Regions from separate parts of the Homo sapiens genome. Here regions 2, 3 and 4 are each linked to region 1. The links are chromatin contacts, found by Hi-C or POLR2A ChIA-PET in ENCODE. All regions are on one chromosome and are shown on one strand. Each heading gives the region's core, a stretch centred on a gene start or an enhancer-like site at or near the end of the contact. The rest is flanking DNA. Distances are from core to core; before and after follow the strand shown. Region 1 has its middle 24 kb from the start of DDIT4-AS1. Region 2 has its middle 19 kb from the start of LINC03139. Region 3 holds the start of CHST3 (carbohydrate sulfotransferase 3). Region 4 overlaps PSAP (prosaposin).

Region 1 (3,581 bases), core at 969-3,468:
AGTTTGAGACCAGCCTGGGCAACATAGTGAGATCTTGTCTTTATTATTAAAAAAAAAAAAAAAACAAAACAAAGAAAGAAACAAACAAAAAAACCCAAAGAATTGCAAAGATCTAACTGGAGAGCCTCCATCCCCCTCCTAAGTCCCCTCTCCTCTGCTGGCCCACTGATCCTTGGCTATGGGACCCAGCATATGCCTCTGAGTTCCAGGACCTTACACAGCACAGAAGAATCCAGAGGCTGATGTGGCTGCTGCATAGAGGCTTATGGCAGCAGATCAGCAGTTGAGGGAGTTCATGCAGAGGGCAGACTCTCCTGGCTCTGAGCAGGCCAGGGCGGGACTCAGGCTCAGGCTCCTCTGGACAGCTCTGGGCCCACCTGCCTGAGCTTTTATCTATTTCAGAGAATCATTAAGAAAGTACCAACCAGGTGTGGTGGCTCACACCTTGTAATCCCAGCACTTTGGGAGGCTGAGGTGGGAGGAAGGCTTGAGTCCAGGAGTTCAATACCAGCCTGGGCAACACAGTGAGATCTGTCTCTACAACAATAACAACAACAAAATAAGAGAATTGGCTGCGCATGGTGGCTTATGCCTGTAATCCTAACACTTTGGGAGGCTAAGGCGGGCAGATCACAAGGTGAGGAGTTCGAGACCAGCCTGGCCAATATGGTGAAACCCCCGTCTCTACTAAAAATACAAAAATTAGCCAGGCGTGGTGACGCATGCCTGTAGTCTCACCTACTCGGGAGGCTGAGGCAGAAGAACTGCTTGAGCCCGGGAGGTGGAGGTTGCAGTGAGCCGAGATTGCACCACTGCACTCCAGCCTGGGCGACAGAAAGAGACTCCGTCTCAAAAAAAAAAAAAAAAAAAAAATTAGCGGGGCTTGGTGGTGCAAACCTGTAGTCCCAGCTACTCAGGAGGATGAGGCAGGAGGATCAATTGATCCAGGGAGGTTGAAGCTGCAATGAGCCAAGATCACGCCACTGCACACTCCAGCCTGGGCGACAGAATGAGACCCTGTCTCAAGCAAACAAAAAATAAAAAAGAGAAAGCATCTATTCTCAAAATCACCTGGAGAGAAACTTTGAGAGAAAATGCTCACATTCATTGCAAGAGTTTGAAATAATGCCTCAAAATCAGTTATCCCGAAGTGACATGAGACCTGCATCCAAGAACCTTTAATAAATAGTGGCAGCCAGGCATGGTGGCTCACGCCTGTCATCTCAGCACTTTGGGAGGCTGAGGCAGGTGGATCACCTGAGGTCAGGTGTTCAAGATCAGCCTGGCCAACATGGTGAAACCCTGTCTCTACTAAAAATACAAAAATTAGCCCGGTGTGGTGGTGGGTGCCTATAATCCCAGCTACTCGGGAGGCTAAAGCAGGAGAACTGCTTAAACCCGGGAGGCAGAGGTTGCGGTGAGCCGAGATCATGCCACTGCACTCCAGCCTGGGCAACAAGAGCAAAACTCCATTTCAAAAATAAATAAATAAATAAATAAATAAATAAATAAATAAATAAATAAATAAATAAATACTGGCATAGGCCAGGCACATAGTGGCTTATGTCTTAATCCCAACATTTTGGGTAGCCGAGGCGGGAGGGTTGCTTGAGCCCAGGAGTTCGAGACCAGCCTGGGCAACATAATGAGACCCTGTCTCTACAAAAAATACAAAAATGAGCCAGGGGTGGTGGTGCGTGCCTGTAGTCCCAGCTGCTCAGGAGGCTGAGGTTCACTTGAGGCCCGGAGTTGGAAGCTGCAGTGAGCTATGAACGCACCACTGCATTCCAACCTGGGTGGAAGTGAAACCCCCCTTTCTAAAATAAATAAATAAAAATAAATACTGATGTTGGTTGTTCCTCTCAGTTTCCCTGAACCTCAGTTTTGTCATCTGAAGGATGTTTTGTTATGAGGGATATGAAACGCGACTGTGTGATGGCACCCGGCACGCTGAAGATGCTTTGGAAATGCGGGATGGGTCAGAATCTTAAGTGCTCGGAGTCTGGTGGCCGGGGGCCTCACCCAGCAGGAGGACACAATGGAGACAGCCTCCCTGGGTCATACAGTGGGCTGCACGCAGGTGCAGGCAGGGGAGCCAGGCCTGAGGCTAGGTAAGAGGCAGCACTAGGACCCAGGGGCCACGTATGCAGCAGGCTCCGCCGGATAAGTTCTCAGCCAGAACACAATGTTCTCAGTGTACCCACAGGAAACCCTGAAGAAGAGAACTGCACATGGCCTCTGCTGGGTGTGTTCTGGTCACAGCCTTTTATTCTTTTTCCTAACCTCAGTCCCCACTTTCACATCCTGTAACCTGCATTGCTGCCCCACCCCACCCTGCTGGGCTGGTCCCAGGTCCCAGGAGAGCAACCAATGCAGGAAGTCCAAGGCCTGGCCAGGTTTTACCATTTTCAAATAAGACCCGTTTGCCTCTAACCCTGGTTTCCTGAATCGCAACCCTTTGTGATGGAAACTTGCTTTTTACAGTGCAGAAGGCAGACACTGGGGACAAAGTTGTATTTCTGCCATGGCAAGGATCTTGGCCCACAGGCAAAGGAAACAGCTGATGCCTCATACCACCACCTCCCTTCCTCTCTGAAGGCCGGGTCCCACCTGGGACAGGGGAGGGCCTCCGTCGCTGCTGCCTGAATCAGAGGGAACTTGGAGCTGCCTGGGGGATCAGCGCCAAGTTTGGAGCAGAACATCCTATGATGTGGTTCCTAGTTTTTATTTCCACGAATGCTATAATATGTTGTCCCACCGAGCTATTTTTATTGAATGGAAAAAAAAAAAAAAGCAAACCTCTGCAAAACCAGCAGTCCTCTGTTAGACGGAAGGACAAGGTGAACTTTTCACTTCCTTCCCTGCAGCCTATCAACTCAGTCCGTGGTTTGGTGTCACCCACACTCTGTGCTATATTCAATCTCAATTTTTGCCTCCTTGTTTTTGAAGCTGCAGGAGCAAGGCTCTAAACCTATGTTTCTCCTGCTAGTTGCATGAGGCTTTTAGAAGTGCCTTTTTGGTGAATTCTCACAACAGCAAAATAGAGATCTATCAGCTGCTTGCCAGCTGCAGGCAAAGGTGGGTCTGAAGAGAGTGAACAAGGAGGGGAACCTTGAGAAACCCAGCACAATCCCAGCCAACTTCTGGCAAACTGCACTGTTGGGAGCTCCGCACAGGCTGCATTCCTGCCACGTTAATGAGAGGCCTGGCCATTGAAAATAAGACCCAAGCCGGAGGGGGTGGCTCATGCCTGTAATCCCAGCACTTTGGGAGGCTGAGGCAGACGGAGGACCTGATGTCGGGAGTTTGAGACCAGCCTGACCAACATAGAGAAACCCCATCTCTACTAAAAAAATGCAAAAATTAGCTGGGCATGGTGGTGCATGCCCGTAATCCCAGCTACTCGGGAGGCTGAGGCAGGAAAATCGCTTGAACCCGGGAGGCGGAGGTTGCAGTGAGCCGAGATCACACCACTGCCCTCCAGCCTGGGCAAGAAGAGTGAAACTCCGTCTCAAAGAAAATAAGACCCAGTGCCTCTATGAAGCTCCATGAATAAGGCTCCTTCTACCCTGGCATTGCAG
Region 2 (3,451 bases), core at 523-3,022, 350 kb after region 1:
ATTCTGTTTGAGGAAACTCAAAGAAATTCAAAATAACACAGAGAAGGAATTCAGAATTCTATCAGATACATTTAACAAAGGGATTGAAATAATTAAAAAACATCCAGAGCAGAATTTCTGGAGCTGAAAAATGCAATTGGCATACTGAAGAATGCATCAGAGTCCTTTAATAGCAGAATTGGGCTGGGCGCAGTGGCTCATGCCTGTAATCCCAGCACCTTGGGAGGCCGAGATGGGTGAATCACCTGAGGTCAGGAGTTGGAGACCAGCCTGGCCAACATGGTGAAACTCCGTCTCTACTAAAATTGCAAAAATTAGTTGGGCATGGTGGTGGGCACCTGTAATCCCAGCTGCTCGGGAGGCTGAGGCAAGAGAATCGCTTGAACCTGGGAGGTGGAGGTTGCAGTGAGCTGAGATCTGGCCACTGCATTCCAGCCTGGGCAAGAGAGTGAGACTAAACAACAAAAAGTTAAAAAGTTGCCAAGACAGTATTAAATTGAAACAAAAATCAAGAAGCTTTTAAAAACAAAGTTAAAAAGCAGGAGATGCTGGGCACCATGGCTCATGGCTGGAATGACAATACATTAGGGGGCCGAAATGAGAGGATCACTTGAGCTTGGGAGCTTGAGACCAGACTGGGCAACATGGTGAGATCCCCATCTCTACAAAAAAAAAAAAAAAAACCCCAAAAAACAAAAAAAACAAAAAAAACTTAGTCGGATGTGGTGGCACATGTTTGTAGTCTGTGGTGGAAGGTGAGCCATGATTGTGCCACTGCATGCACACCAGCCTGGGTAACAGACTGAGACTCTGTTTCAAAAAAAAAAAAAAAAAAATGCGAGGGGACTAAGTTAAGAGGTAGTTTTGTTTGTTTGTTTTGTTTTGAGACAGAGTCTTGCTCTGTCAGCCAGGCTGGAGAGCAGTGGCACAATCTCGGCTCACTACAATCTCGGCTCACTGCAACCTCTGTCTCCCAGGCTCAAGCTATTGTCCTCCCTCAGCCTCCTGAGTAGCTGGGATTACAGACACGTGCCACCATGCCCAGCTAAGTTTTGTATTTTTAGTATAGATGGGGATTCACCATGTTGTCCATGCTGGCCTCGAACTCCTGACCTCAAGTGATCTGCCTGCCTTGGCCTCTCAAAGTGCTGGGATTACAGGCATGAACCACCATGCCCAGCCAGGAATCACATTTCAACATGAGATTTGGAGGACAAACGTCCAAACCGTATCAACCTTTATGCTTCTTTTTGGCTTCCAGGAAAAACAAGACCCCTCTCTCAGGTGCCCTTAAAGAACCCCATCCTTTTTCACAGCATCTAACCAAACTTTGGTTTTTTGAGACTAAATTTTTTTTGTTCCCTCACCAAATTATAAGTCCCATGTGGGCAGGACCTGGGCCCCTTTTGCTTCTCACTGTGTCCTCAGTGACTAGGACAGTGCCTGGCACTTTGCAGGTGCTCAAACATCTTTTCTTGGTTACATGAAAGAGTGAATGGCTTTTTTGAGCACCTACTAGAGATTAAAAGTTTTATAGATGTCAAGTTTTCCTAAAGCCAAGCACAGTGGTGGCCCGGTTTGGCACTCAATAACTTACTGAGTCCTTGCCACCCAGGTCTGCGTTCTGTCTCTCTGGGTTTAGGGGTCTGGGATGTGGCCTTCCCTAGGGCTGCTATGAGTTGCTGTGGAGGCAGAGAAGACAAGGCTTAGCCTGCTAGCTGGAGCACTTCAGGCATCATTACTGTGGGCAGCTCTGTGAGGTCACTCCTGCCCCAATCCCTGGGCACCCGGCTGAGTGTGAGGCTTTGAGGACCAACCTAGAGATTAGGAACAGGGTTTTAGGCCAGGCATGGTGGCTCATGCCCATAATTCCAGCACTTTGAGAGACCAAGGTGAGAGGGTCACTTGACCCGAGGAGTCGGGGATCAGCCTGGGCAACATAGTGAGTCCCCTTAGCTACACTTAAATTTAAAAAAATAGAAAAGAAGGAACAGAAAATAGAAAAGAAGCAAATAGAAATAGAAAAGAAAAAGAAAAGCAAGTATAATAGAAATAGAAAAGAAGCAAATACTGTATTCTTCTGCCGTCTCATGGTCAGTCCTAGAATAGCAAGGGAAGCTTCCCCACCTCTCTGGTACTATACTGGGAGTGACCGCCAGAGGGCAGTGTTCTCCACATTGTTGCACCCAATAGGTGTCCCACCACACAAACCCAGCTCTTTAAAAAGTAGATTTTTTTCTTATCCAAAGTCGATTCATACAAAAAGAAAAAGAAATAAAAAATAAATTATTTTAATGGCTTCATTGCTACATGTTTGTTTTTTTGAAAAGGAGTCTTGCTCTGTCGCCCAGGCTGGAGTGCAGGGGGGTGATCTCCCCTCACTGCAACCTCCGCCCCCTGGTTTCAAGCGATTCTCCTGCCTCAGCCTCCGAGTAGCTGGGTTTACAGGCATGAGCCACCACGCCCGGCTAATTTTTGTATTTTTAGTAGAGACAGAGTTTCACCATGTTGGCCAGGCTGTTCTTGAACTCCTGACCTCAAGTGATCTGCCCACCTTGGCCTCCCAAAGTGCTGGGATTACAGGCGCGAGACACCGAGCCCAGCCCTCATCTCTATTTTAAATTATAAAAAAATTTTTAAAAGAATTATTGAGGACCCAGATATTTATTAATTTATCAAAAAGTAATAATGAACTCATTACATGTAAACATAAACATATTTTTACGAAAAATACCTTCATTTCCAAAACAAAGAGAAATTTAGTGAGAAAAACAGCATTGTTTTACACTTTTGCAAATCTCTCAAGCAACTGTCTTAATTAAAGACTGTTGGAGCCTCATGTCTACTTCTGCATTCAGTCTGTTGCAATATGTTGGGGCTTTTAAAATTTTTATTTATTTTTTTATTTTGAAACAAAGTTTTGCCCTTGTCGCCCAGCCTGGAGTGTAATGTTGTGATCTTGGCTCACTGCATCCTCCACCTCCCAGGTTCAGGTGATTCTCCTGCCTCAGCCTCCCGAGTAGCTGGGATTACAGGAGTGCGCCACCACATCCAGCTAATTTTTTTGTATTTTTAGTAGAGATGGGGTTTCACCATGTTGGCCAGTCTGGTCTTGAACGCCTGACCTCAGGTGACCCGCCCACCTCAGCCTCCCAAACTGCTGGGATTATAAGCATGAACCACTGCGTCCCGCAATATATTGTTTTGATTGAAGAAAATCCAGCCTCCCGCAAACACGGAGTTGGAAAAAAAGACGAGTATTTTGATAGCTTTTTCAGATAATTGTGAATATTCTTCTTTAATGCTACGCCAAAACTTAACAAGCAATTGTTTCTTTAAGGTTGATTATAATGTAGAATCTGAACCCATATCAATGAACATTTCATGCTTTATTATATTAAAATGCACGGGCCTATCTTGTACTTTTGTTTGTTTGTTTGTTTTGGAGAAG
Region 3 (3,372 bases), core at 209-2,708, 280 kb after region 1:
CTGGCCCAAGCAGATCAGGCAGGGCTCCTAGGAGCTACTCAGGCCCCCTTCTCTGCTGGAAAATCAATTTCAACCCAGCAGAGGCCCACTGGCCTTGCCGCACAGTGAGTCCATAATGAATGATAATTACCGGTGTCATTATTCATCAAGCAAGTACTGACTGAGTGCCCACTGTGCCAGGCACTATGCTAGGCCCAGGACAATCCCCCGTACATCCTGGGGCCCAGCAACACCACGCATCAGAAACCAAACACAACTTCAGGTGCAAGGAAAATAATGAAGGCGTCAGGCCTGCCTTGGTTTCTCCCTAACCTTTTAGGCTTAAATCCCCCCACCTCCCCTTACCCCGTCCACACCCAGGACTGGAATCTGCTCACCCGGTTCCCTTGGAAGTCCCTGGAGGAAGCACATCCGCTGGGGGGAAGGGTCCCTGCTTCCCTGGAAGACTGTCACGGCCACTACCCTTCTGTCTAGCGCAGCAACGGCCTGCCAGCCTCTTCCACGCTGCTCACAGACCCTGGCACGCCGGCTCTGAGTTTATGAATCACTCCCTCCTCTCTCCGGGCCTCGCCTCCGGAAGGGCTTCGCACACTCACACATCACCCAGACACCGAGTTTCCACACCAAATTCGCTCCTGCAGAACTCCGAGAACCGACTGCAACATCTGCTCCCCTTGGTCTCGGGGTTCTGGCCACAAGTTTTCAAAACCCAGGCAGCCTCTCTCCTGCCCGCTGCGCTTTGGGGGCTCCCTCTCCTTGGGGGCTGCGGGGGCAGCAGACAAAGGCCGTGGATGTGACGGAGGGGTGTGAGGACGTGCCTGCTGTAGAGGCCAAATCCCCCGCGCTCCCAGGAATGTGCATTTCGGTGTGTGGCATGTGCCTGGCCGGTGTGGGTGTGCGCAGATCAGCCTGCGCCGTGTGCGGGGTATGAGTGGCGATGAGCTGTGTGTACCTGGCAGGTGTGATCCGGTTGCAGCGGGTTGTGGGTGCCTGCCTGGGCTTTTCCCCGAGCTGGGAACTCCACCTCCCACCGTCCGCTTCGCCCCCTTCTCCCTCCAAAGTCTGGCGCGCGCGCCTGGACGCGGAAGGCGGGGGCTCCCGGCTGGGCGGCCTCCCCCGGGCTGGGCGGCGGTTCCAGGACGCCGGCGCCCCACTTACCCCGGCCGCCGAGACTCCACCGGCGGCCCCGACCCTCCGCGGCTGGGGTCCGGCGCGGGCAGCATCCGCTCGCAACTTCGCTTTCCTCCTGGAAGATCCCGGCAGAAGCGGTTCCGCGGCCCCGGCGCCCGCGCGGCCCGAGCTGTGCGTCTTCTCCGGGGCGGGCCGGAGGGATGGAGGCGCTGCGGGGCCGGTCGGCACGCTGGAAGGGAAGCGGCGCCAGGCGGGCGCCGTCCTGCGCAGCGAGCCTGCGAGAGGTCCTGCCTGGCGCCCTCCCCGCTCAGGCCCGAGCCGGCTAGCGGCGGCGGATTCCTGAACCGCGTCCAAGGCGTCCGGGAGCCCTTCTCCTCCTCCTCCTCCTCTTCCTCACCCCACCCAGCTCCCACCCCTGCGCGCCCGGCAACTTGGGAACCGTTGGCGAAGTTGGCGCTGCTCGGGCCGCGAGCCGGCCGGGCCTCTGGGGGAGGAAGGGGAGGAGAAGGAGGAGCTGGCGGGAGAGGAGAGGAGGGGAGAGAGGGGAGAGAGGGGAGCCGCCCCCGGGGAGCCGCTGTCTCCAGGACCCCTCTGCGGGCCTTTGTTCCGGGCGCTGCCCCTCGGCCCTCCAGTCCCCGGGGACTCGCTTGGGGCCGCTCGGGTATCCACGCTCTCCTGGCGAGGCTGGTGGGTGGAGGCTGCTTGGAGAACCCCCTTGGCTTCTCCGTGCCGGAGCGCCCGGGGCCGTTACGGCCGCCCCCTCCCCCGACCTTTGCCAGGGAGACCCTCTGGCTGCACGGGTTCCCCATCATCTCTGCCCGGAGAGGATCTTCCTGCTCCCCCCTGGGGCAAGTGGGCTGGAGGACGGTTTCCCTGGTTCCAAAGAACAGAGCACCGTCTCCCTGGGCGGCAGCAGGTCCCACATCCGCCCTCCTGCACTTTCCTGCGCCGCCAGCCAGTCCAAGGCTCCCCTAATTCAAGAACTGGGAAACGGGAGGGACAGAGGGTCTTCCCGGCCCGCCAGGGCTGCCTGGCATTATCTTCGGACCCTCCCAGGCAGCTGGGTCTCCGGCCGGGCTGCCAGGCAAGTGGGGTCCCAGTCGCCTCCCGTGCATGGCGTGGTCGGCTGGGCAGCACCGGCTGCGGGGTGCAAAGGCCAGCTTCTCGAGGGATGAGGTAAAGGGCTCAGAACTGGAACACAAACCGAACCTCCCTGTTCCTTTCCGAATCCTGGTGATGGCCCTGTCCCCGAGAAGGCGAGAACGTCTTGGATTCCACTTGCTGGGCATTCCTCCTGGGACTTCCAGTACGTAACGTCATGAGCTAATTCAGGCCTAAGACAGCACTCCTGACATTTAATGGGATAGTATGGGGTTTAGACAATAAGTTATTTCCTGTACAGGAGAAGTAGGAAAATCCAAAAAAGCTAAAACCTGATTATCTACACTTGGCCTCCCTCTGCCATTCTCAGCATTTACAGATGGACAGCAAATAGAGAACCAGATAGAACTAATCCTGACCCTGTTAGGGACAAGTTGCCCCAGGAACCCCCCGCCCCACACACAATGCAGCTGACCCTTACCCTGAATACTCCGAAGCTGCATTCCTGGACCCTTATCTAGGTGCTACAGCAAGGTCACCAGACTTGCTTACAGCCCAACAGGCAGCATGGGGAAGGTCACGAGAAATGTGGATAAACTTAAGTTACACCCTCTTCTAAATTCCTATATTGTAAGCGGTCACGAGATGATATGTGGTAAAGTTAACCGACAACCCCAGGGTCTCTCTCCCCCATATGAACCCCTCATTTTATAAGCTCCAGGGCTGCCTCCTCTGACTGTGGTGGAGCAGCCCGGCAGGATAAACTTACTCGCCTAACTTTGGGTCTCTCTCTTGTCCTTTCTCTCAGCTAACGTTACATTTTGGTGCCGAAACCCAGGAAGGGGACAGGCTCTGGCTGCGTGTCCTTAGAGGTGTCTCTCTCTCTCTCCCTCTCCCCCCTCCCCTCTCTCTCTCCTATCACCCCTCACCCAAGGGCCTTGTCCAGAATAGAGGAGACCTGAAGGACACCTGACTCGGTGGCTGCCTCTATTCCAGACAAGGCCTGCAGGACAGGGGACACCCTCTCTCGCCATCCTTGTCATCTGCAGTCTCTTCTTCCTCTACCCCCCACCCTCCATTCACTATGGGAGCCTCTCAGTCTACCCATCCCAAGACCACCCGCCTTGGCTGTCTCCTCTG
Region 4 (3,548 bases), core at 317-2,816, 410 kb after region 1:
AGACAGGACAGTTTCTTCCCTTCCCCACAGAGAACTGGACTCCTTTGGAATGTTCTGGAATTCCCCACTCCCTCTCCACGTAGCCAGCCTTTTCTGTCACCATCTTGCAGGTGCCAATTCCAATTTCGTTTTGAGGAAGGCTCCGTTAGCATTGCCTTGCCGCTCCCATTCCCACCGATGCGTGGGATCACACACCATTACTTAGATGTCTGTTCCTCCTGCTCTTTGGGGTAAAGAAAATCGTGACTGTTCATTTGTTCTTTGGCCTGAGGGCCTCGGGCTCTGCGCAGTCAGTGGAGCTGGTAGCCATGCCTTCAGCTGGGTTGTTTACCTGCTTGTGTGGAGAAAAACCACCCTTGCCTGTAGAGCTTTATGATTAATCCACAGCTGGGACCTGAGAAGTTCCTCAAGTGCTAGGAGAAATGTGTGTGTAATAAAGTTTCTGGGAAAGGGATCCATGTCCCCAAAAGGTTCTGACCCACTGTTTGATCCCCTCTTAGGAGATCTGCTCTGGGAGTGGGCTTTGCACCTCTTGGCGGCTGGGAGCTCCCCAGCACCACCCAGTGGTGCCTGCCCTGAGGACACGCAGTCTATGAACGTATGTCATCATGTCGTTCATCCTGGGAGATGGAATCCGTTGCATACCACAGGCTGTTTTTGTAACATGCACCTTTATGTTTGGCTTGTGGTTGGAGGTAGAAGGGGGTGTCTTGCTAAGAAGGCACTTTCTAGGAGTTGGAATTTACGTGTTACTTCCTGTGTCCACGGAAATCTGTTTTACGCTGGAACTTGACTTTATAGGCGTACCGAATTCTCCACCATGCGTATCTTTTTGCCTCCAGATCTGAGGAAGAGGCCTGCTGCCATTCAGTAGGTCATGGATTGGGAAGTGACAGTCAGTTTGTATTAGCTGGGCCAGTTTCAGATACAAGGGGCTGCCCAAGATTATTTTCAGTCCAGGTTGGCCGGACCAAAACAAGTAACAAAGTCATCATGGAAAACGATTATTGTTTCACATTCCTAGAGGAAGTAGGCAGCCTACAAAGTATTCTCACATGGGCCTGTGAGAGTGTGTTGTGTTCCGGAAACACTCTAGATTTTGGTCAGCTGTAGCTAGTTCCCTGCTGAGAGGGCTGGAGAAAGTAGCTGGGTGGACATTACACTGGATGAGCATTTTTAAGAATCGGGGGTGCTGGTCACTTGCCCCTGCTTTTGGTGGTGACTCCTCTGTCTTGGCTCTGGTCTCCTGAGGTCTGAGCCCATCCTCTTCTGGCTTCCCTGTGTATCACTCTGCCTTCCTCTGCCTAGAGACTCATTTGGTAGCCTCCTGTTCATCTTGATTTGGAGGTAGGGCTAGGCAGTGTATCATGGTGTCATCATGGGTCCTTTTCAGAGTCCTAGGGGCCCAGGGCCTGCTAGGGTGTGGTGGGAGTCATCAGGTCTGGGGTTCCTATTTGTGCTGTCTCTGTGACCGCACAGTCCCCAGAGCCCTTACCCTCATGACTCAATTCTGCCTCCCCTCCACCGCTCCCCTGAGATTTATAACTGAGGCTGGCGCCAGCCATGCTTGGCTACACTGCGGGCTAACTAAGCTTTTGTGAGCCATCTGGGGAGCTTGGTACTGATTTGCATCTGGCACATGTTTTCCCCTGGAAACTAGAGTCCAAACCAGCAGCCTCTGGAATGTGGCCAGCTTGGTTGAGGTTGCGAACTGGACGTGTTTGTGATTTTGCTCCCAGGGGACAGGGAAGGCTATAATCTGGGCAGCAGATGAATAATTCATTTGCTTGTGTCTGAAGGGGTGAAGGTGATCTGACTCGAGCTTTGTGGGACTCAGTCTTTGTGTGAGTAGCTTGTGGAGGTAGTAATGAAAGAAAGCAGTTCATTCCTTACCCTCTCCTGGAGGAAGAACACGTACTGACCTATACAACACGTGTTTCCTATGTGTGTTACACACGTATGTAGAATTGGCTTACAGAGGGAAGCAGCATACAGCAAGATTCCTGAGGTTCTAAGTGTGTTTCTCAGGTGATTGTGTTTTGTTTTTTTTTTTTTTTTTTCTGTCTCAGACTTGGGTCAAGTATCTATTGCAGCAAAAGTTTGTTCAACCCTACTGAGATGCCTGTTGGAGTTTGACCCTCATGCCACCATCCTCTATGTGTAGTCCGATGTAATCTCTTGTTTCCTAGCTAAATAATTGGGCTAGAAGTGAGATGTGAATCTGAGGATTTTTTTCCCCATTTTTTTGGTTCTAAAATCAAGGACCTGTTTTAAGAAACATAGGCACTCTCAAGGCAGTTTATAAAATATTTTTAGGGCTAGGTATGGTAGCTCACCGCTGGAGTGCAGTGGTGAGATCTCGGCTCACTACAACCTCTGCCTCCTGGGCTCAAGCTATCCTCCCACCTCAGTCTCTCGAGTAGCTGGGATCACAGGTGCGTGCTACCATGCCCGGCTAATTTTTTGTAGAGATGAGGTTTTGCCATGTTGCCCAGGCTGGTCTCGAACTCCTGGACTCAACTGACCCCACCTCGGCCTCTCAAAGTGCTGAGATTATAGGCATGAGCCACCGGCAGCTGGCCATTGTTTTATGTTATAAGGGTATGAATTTTTTTTAATTTTAATTTTTATTTTATTTATTTATTTATTTATTTATTTATTTTTTGAAACGGAGTCTCGCTCTGTCACCCAGGCTCACTGCCAGCTCCGCCTCCCGGATTCACGCCATTCTCCTGCCTCAGCCTCCCGAGTAGCTGGAACTACAGGCGCCCGCCACCACACCTGGCTAATTGTTTTTTTTTGTATTTTTAGTAGAGATGGGGTTTCACTGTGTTAGCCAGGATGGTCTTGATCTCCTGACGTCGTGATCCACCCACCTTGGCCTCCCAAAGTGCTGGGATTATAGGCGTGAGCCACCGTGCCCAGCCTGTTTTTCTTTTTTAAAAAAACCCTTCATTCTACAGTTGTTATCCATTTTACAGAAGTCAAAATCTTCCCTGTATTTGAATTTGTTAGTCTTTTCTCCTATGGTTTCTTTTGTTACTTATGGAAACATTTTAAGGTTATGATGATACCTTATTACTTATGGAAACATTTTAAGGTTAAAGTTCTGATACTCCCTGATACTGTTTAAAGGTAGCTAGAGAGGATGAACGTGAACCAGATACATGAGTCCCTTCTAGCCCTGTGACAGACAAGCCAGCTTCTTGACCGGGACAGGCGTGTATCTGTGTGGCTGGTGTCCCATACAGCTTGGTGAGGGGCTGAGTAGCAGAGTCCAGCTCAAGGACAGTCGCCCTCAGCCCTGGGGAAATAAGTCAGGTCGACCTGGTTTGCTACAAAATGGGCCACCTCCTCACGTTGGTTTTCATTTTAGCTCTAGCCGGCCCGGTCCTTGGACTGAAAGAATGCACCAGGGGCTCGGCAGTGTGGTGCCAGAATGTGAAGACGGCGTCCGACTGCGGGGCAGTGAAGCACTGCCTGCAGACCGTTTGGAACAAGCCAACAGTGGTGAGTGCCGCTGCCCTCCAGTCCCAGCCGCAGCACTC

Evidence for each region. A loop is a pair of places that touch in the nucleus more often than their neighbours do. ChIA-PET counts read pairs that join two places held with the same protein, here RNA polymerase II (POLR2A). Pooled maps may share reads with other maps.
Region 2: a pooled map shows a loop between it and region 1 (2.8-fold over the local background). The contact joins two enhancer-like sites. A Hi-C loop is called at or near these places in 2 of 37 single-sample maps with no recorded cell type and 4 of 50 pooled maps. POLR2A ChIA-PET finds 5 or more read pairs at or near these places in 2 of 52 experiments (A549 and activated T-cell).
Region 3: a map of heart right ventricle shows a loop between it and region 1 (2.2-fold over the local background). The contact joins the promoter of CHST3 here to the enhancer-like site in region 1. A Hi-C loop is called at or near these places in 2 of 168 maps with a recorded cell type or tissue (Right ventricle myocardium inferior and heart right ventricle), 1 of 37 single-sample maps with no recorded cell type and 7 of 50 pooled maps. POLR2A ChIA-PET finds 5 or more read pairs at or near these places in 4 of 52 experiments (HEK293, Panc1, WTC11 and 1 more).
Region 4: a loop to region 1 is called in a map of B cell, with 17 times the contacts of the local background. The contact joins two enhancer-like sites. A Hi-C loop is called at or near these places in 1 of 168 maps with a recorded cell type or tissue (B cell), 11 of 37 single-sample maps with no recorded cell type and 5 of 50 pooled maps. POLR2A ChIA-PET finds 5 or more read pairs at or near these places in 4 of 52 experiments (A673, B cell, GM10248 and 1 more).

The regions. Positions count from the first base shown.
Region 1 is chr10:72,247,593-72,251,173 of GRCh38, reverse strand. No RefSeq gene overlaps it. Among named protein-coding and RNA genes, the nearest start is that of DDIT4-AS1, 24 kb to the left of the region's middle. RefSeq lists enhancers at 2,003-2,102, 1,571-2,137, 2,138-2,706, 2,707-3,274. Within about 2 kb of position 2,218, at least 35 of the 41 ENCODE cell types and tissues checked have a DNase peak (open chromatin) inside an H3K27ac peak, as active enhancers do; they include B cell and heart right ventricle, where a contact is called at or near this core.
Region 2 is chr10:71,895,276-71,898,726 of GRCh38, reverse strand. No RefSeq gene overlaps it. Among named protein-coding and RNA genes, the nearest start is that of LINC03139, 19 kb to the right of the region's middle. Within about 2 kb of position 1,772, at least 4 of the 41 ENCODE cell types and tissues checked have a DNase peak (open chromatin) inside an H3K27ac peak, as active enhancers do.
Region 3 is chr10:71,962,481-71,965,852 of GRCh38, reverse strand. It overlaps CHST3 (carbohydrate sulfotransferase 3), which reads right to left and starts at 1,458. Exons shown (of 3, transcript NM_004273.5): 1 at 1,159-1,458.
Region 4 is chr10:71,834,334-71,837,881 of GRCh38, reverse strand. It overlaps PSAP (prosaposin), which reads left to right. Exons shown (of 14, transcript NM_002778.4): 2 at 3,377-3,510. Among named protein-coding and RNA genes, the nearest start is that of PSAP, 15 kb to the left of the region's middle. RefSeq lists enhancers at 467-1,236, 1,140-1,239, 1,350-1,419, 1,237-2,006. Within about 2 kb of position 1,566, at least 26 of the 41 ENCODE cell types and tissues checked have a DNase peak (open chromatin) inside an H3K27ac peak, as active enhancers do; they include B cell, where a contact is called at or near this core.